Linked DNA regions of Homo sapiens: region 1 is linked to region 2. A link is an interaction called in ENCODE POLR2A ChIA-PET data of the cell type or tissue named here. Cell type or tissue: Caco-2. All regions are shown on one strand.

Region 1 (2,500 bases), 980 kb after region 2:
GTGTTGAGTTAGGAGAATAAGCTAGAGAATCACATGCTGGGTTTCAAAAGGAAAAATGGTCTTAAATAAAACTGTGTGTTTTCCCAGTGAATTTGTGGAAAGAACGTAAAATCCCCCATTATTGGTCTCTGTTTTAACGAAAGAAAGGGAAACTTTATTTAAAGGGCCTGTCGACCATATCAGCAATGTGTGGGTAACATCAGTGAGCATAGGAGGGAATCATCTAGGGCAAACTTAGCTTTCAAAATGGGCCTGGTGTGGTGGCTCATGACTGTAATCCCAGTGCTTTGGGAGGCTGAGGTGGGAGGATTGCTTGAGCCCAAGAGTTTGAGGCTGCAGTGAGGCATGATTGTGCCACTGCAGTCCAGCCTGGGTGACAGAGCAAGACTCTCTAGAAAAATAAATAAATAAATACATACATAAAAAGAGTAGGCCCTTTGAGTCCCAAATCAATTGCCTAAGTATGCTACCTTATAAGGTAGTCTATTAAACCTTTGTGAAACGATTATGCTAGCACTGATTGTCGGGCACACACTGCTCAGTGGGGATTCCCATGTGTTCTGCCCCACACGTTACTGATGATGGGCCTTTCAGAATTGTGTTTCAAAATATTTCCATCTGAGCATTATGCCTTATGCTGGCCATGTGAACACCTTATTTAAGGGAAGGAGAGAGAACTGCATTTTGAGTTTCTCATCGTGTATTTTCAACCCACTGCAGGCTAGATTATCTGCCCCTCAGTATTAAAATTACGAGGTCTCAACCCCTCTTGATGCTCTATTAACAATCTGGTACCATGTGGAACACAATCAGGAAGCCTCTGAGCTGGAGAAAGTGTGCGGTTATTGTTATTGATTGCATCAAAAGACAGGCATGTGATCAGGGAGAAGCTGGTGAGGAGGAAAGGCGAGGCTCCTTCCAGGGCCTGGGAGGGGTGAAGGGCCTGTCCGTCCAGCACGGATTCTCTGGCACCAACTGGGTGTCCCACACCTCAGTTCAATTCTGATGTTAACTACCCAGAGTTGGCGCAGACCCCACAGGTGAAGGGGCTTGGCAAGACTGTCCTCACTTCAGGCACCAGCTGTAAGTCCTGGGTCTCCAGGCTACTCATACTTCTGTCCAACTTGGCTACAAATTTGAGAGTTCCCATGACCTCCCTTCTGGTTGGATGGTTTGCTAGAATGACTCACAGAGCTCAGGAATGTGCTACAGGTTACAACTACAGTTTTATTATAATGGATACAAATGAGCAGCCAGATGGAGAGATGTAGGGCAGCAAGGTCTGGGGCAGGGGTGGGGGCGGGGACAGCGGCAGGTGCAGGAGCTTCTGTCCCGCTGGAGTCAGGGTGCTGCACCCTCCCAGAGAGTCAATTATGTTCACCAGCCAGGAAGTCCCCAAGCCTCACTGTTGCAGTATTTGTCCAGGGTTTCACTAAGTAGGCATGTGTGATGAAATCATTGGCATGTGACTGAACTCAAATTTTCAGCTCCCTCTGCTCCCTGGAGATCAGGGCGTGGGGCTGAAACCTCCAACTCTCTAATCACGTGCTTGGCCTTTCTGACGTGGCCAGCCTCTCCCCTGAAACTATGCGAGGGCCACCTCCTTTGTGCAAACTCAGGTAGGAGTTGTATAAGGGGCTGTTTCTGAATAACAAAGCACAGTGGAATCACTCAGGAAATGCGAAGGGTTTGGGAAGCTCTGTGCCAGAAACCATGGACAAAGACAAACAGGTATTTTGATGAGACCACAGCACAAGTTTGTTCATCACAGAGTCCTGGGTTCAGATCCTGGCTTCTCCTTGCTGGGTGAGGCTCTGCCCTCTCAGAACCTGATATGCTTCCTAAGTAAGGTGAGGGGACTGACAGGACCTGCCTCTCAGGGTTGTTGTCCAAATTCAGTGGGTAAGGCTGAGAAAGGCTTGATGGGAGATCAAGCAATGGCAGGATTCAGGGTGGCAGTGGTGCTGCGGTGAGGGGTACGCACAAACACCACGCTGTGGACGCAGACCCCAGACAGTCCTTAAAACGCTCAACACAGAAGTCTAGGACAGAAAACTTGGTCAACATTTGGAATTTACTGTTTTTTTTTTTTGTTGTTGTTGTTGTTTGGTTTTGGTTTTTGAATCAGAGTCTTGCTCTGTTGCCCAGGCTGGAGTGCAGTGGCGCAGTCTTGGCTCACTGCAGCCTCTGCCTCCTGGGCTCAAGTGATTCTCCTGCCTCAGCTTCCTGAGTAGCTGGGATTACAGGTGCATGCCACTATGCCCCCTAATTTTTTTATTTTTAGTAGAGACAGGGTTTCACCATGTTGGCCAGGCTGGTCTCGAACTCCTGACCTCAAGTGGCCCACCCACCCTGGCCTCCCAAAGTGCTGGGATTATGGATGTGAGCCACCACGCCTGGCCTTGGAATTTACGGTTTTGAGAGAAGGTCTTGCTTGAAAATCCAAATAGTTTGAAAATTGATGAGAAGGATAGTTGCTGACACTAAGACTGAGCCCTAA
Region 2 (2,500 bases):
AGAGCTTGCTGGGCACAAAAAGCTGAGTTTTCAGGGAGGGAGTAGGGCCTGGGGCTGTACCTCTGCTTTCCTGGTCCAGAAATTCAGGTGTTTGGGGCACTCAAAGAGAGGCTTCTGCTATTGGGAACTGCCTCATGGGAGACTGAGGTTCTGAGCAGAACCCAGTTTCTTCATTTTCCGTGGGGAAGTCTATCTCCAATGATGGGACCCTCTAGCCCTCTGCCTAGAGCCTTCACTCCACCCCAGACCTGCTGAATGAGAATCTGCATTCTAACAAGATCCCCATATGATTCATAAGCATGCTGCAGTTTGGGAAGCAATCACAAGAATGACTCTTGCTACCTGGTAAGTTTAGAAACAATATGTTAACACATTCCGTTTCAGTCAGATGTTCAAAAAACACCACTTTTTTCTATTTTAAGTCCTGTTTTTCTGAGCAAGCATTCCTACTGTTCTAGGTAAGGGATAGTTTAGCACATGGGACCTGGGGCCAGACTATTAGAAATTAGAATCTTGTCGACCATTTACATGCTATGAGGTTGGGCAAATTGCTTAACTTCTCTGTGCCTCCCATTCCTCTGTAAAGTGGAAATAATAGGGTTGTTATGAGACTTAAATAAGTAAAATGCATAGCACTATCCCTGGCATTTAACAAGCATTTATTTGAATATTAATTGGGTTTGGGTATCCCCCAGTTTTGTTATTTTGTTTTTATTTGTTTATTAATTTTTTGAGACGGAGTATTGCTCCATCATCCAGGCTGGAGTGCAATGGCACAATCTCAGCTCAATGCAACCCTTGCCTCCTGGGTTCAAGCAATTCTGCCACCTCAGCCTCCTGAGTAGCTGGGACTACAGGCTCCTGCCACCATGCCCAGCTAATTTTTGTAATTTTAGTAGAGACAGGGTTTCACCATGTTGTCCAGGCTGGTCTCAAACTCCTGACCTCAAGTGATCCACCCGCCTCGGCCTCCCAAGGTTTTCAGATTACAGGCGTGAGCCACCCTGCCCAACCCAAGTTGGTTGGGTTTTTTGTTTTGTTTTGTTTTGTTTTTTTGTCACAAGGCCTCACTCTGTTGCCCAGGTTGGAGTACAGTGGTGCAATCTCAGCTCGCTGGAGCCTTGACCTCCCAGGTTCAGGTGATCCTCCTTCCTCTGCCTCCCCAGTACCTGGTACTACAGTTGCATCCCACCACGAATGGCTAATTTTTGTATTTTTTGTAGAGACTGGGTTTCACCATGTTGCCCAGGCTGGTCTCGAACTCCAGGGCTCAAGCAATCCACCCACCTAGGCCTCCCAAAGTGCTGAGATTACAGCCATAACCCACTGCACCCGGCCTAATTTTGTATACACCACCTTTACCATCTTTTAGGATGAAGTGCTTCTGTGGCTGGTCTCATCCATTTAGCATAGATTCTTGCCAGTTTTATTTTCCAAAAGTGATTTTCTTCCTGGGGGCAACTTACTGTTGCCCCAAAATATATCCATTTTAGGACTGTTCATTTATTCAACCATTCAGCACCTACCACCTGCAGGGAATATGAAATTTTTAACTGTGACCTTGAATACTGCCTCTACCTTTTATTTTGTTTTTTCACTCCTCCCTCTCCACCCATTTACCTCTCCCTTTTTAATGATGGTTATAAAATCAAATGTTAACGCTGATTTATAAAAACCATATATGTGTATATATATATATATATACACACACACACACACACACACACACACATATATATAGATATATATAGGACTCACTCTCCTGTTTCCAGATACCTTCAAAGGCATTGTTTCATTTTATCTTCACATCTGTGTGATGTAGGCAGAGCAAGTATTTTTTTTACCCTATCACAGGGAAATGAGGGTCTGAGAGCCTGCAGTCGGGCAAGTAGCAAGTTTTAGAGTAGGGCCTGGAGTCCTGCACGGTGGGCCCTGGCAGGCAATGCGTGAGAGACTCCAAGTCTACTATACTTCCCACCACCCTGTGTTAACTCCCCATTTAAGCCAGAGGAGTGACTTACAGGTATGGGGATAGGGATGGGACATTCAGGCCAGAGAAGGGAGAGAAAGGGACAAGGGAGAGAGTACTTCATGCAGTGACTTCAATTGCAAATACCCTATTCCATTGTCCCCACTAGAATTCATATTTATCAGACTTGTATTCTGATTATTTCATAATATATGGGCACCGAAACAACCAGACTAATAGGGGAAATAGTTTAGGGCAAGAGGAGCTCAAGATTTTTAAAAATTATTATAAAAATAATACATGCTCGCTGGGTGCAGTGGCTCATGCCTGTAATCCCAGCACTTTGGGAGGCCGAGGCGAGTGGATCACCTGAGGTCAGTAGTTCAAGACCAGTCTGGCCAACATGGAGAAACCCCGTCTCTACTAAAAATACGAAAAATTAGCCAGACATAGTGGAGCATGCCTGTAATCTCAGCTACTCAGGGAGTCTGAGGCAGGAGAATTGCTTGAACTCGGGAGGCAGAGGTTGCA

The links. ChIA-PET counts read pairs that join two places held together with the same protein. Peaks named below come from ENCODE experiments on the same cell type or tissue, not always from the same donor. Only the 100,000 strongest peaks of a DNase experiment are listed, where the experiment ranks them.
Region 1: POLR2A ChIA-PET joins it to region 2 with 11 read pairs; 2 of 35 experiments call an interaction of 5 or more read pairs at or near these places.

What each region holds. Positions count from the first base shown.
Region 1 is chr2:111,658,596-111,661,095 of GRCh38, reverse strand. No RefSeq gene overlaps it. Among named protein-coding and RNA genes, the nearest start is that of MIR4771-2, 110 kb to the left of the region's middle. In Caco-2, no CTCF peak of the experiment used is centred here; a DNase peak (open chromatin) is centred at 1,495.
Region 2 is chr2:112,637,989-112,640,488 of GRCh38, reverse strand. It overlaps LOC107985934 (a long non-coding RNA gene), which reads right to left. Exons shown (of 2, transcript XR_001739642.2): 2 at 643-1,529. Among named protein-coding and RNA genes, the nearest start is that of SLC20A1-DT, 4.9 kb to the left of the region's middle. RefSeq lists an enhancer at 1-56. In Caco-2, no CTCF peak of the experiment used is centred here; no DNase peak of the experiment used is centred here.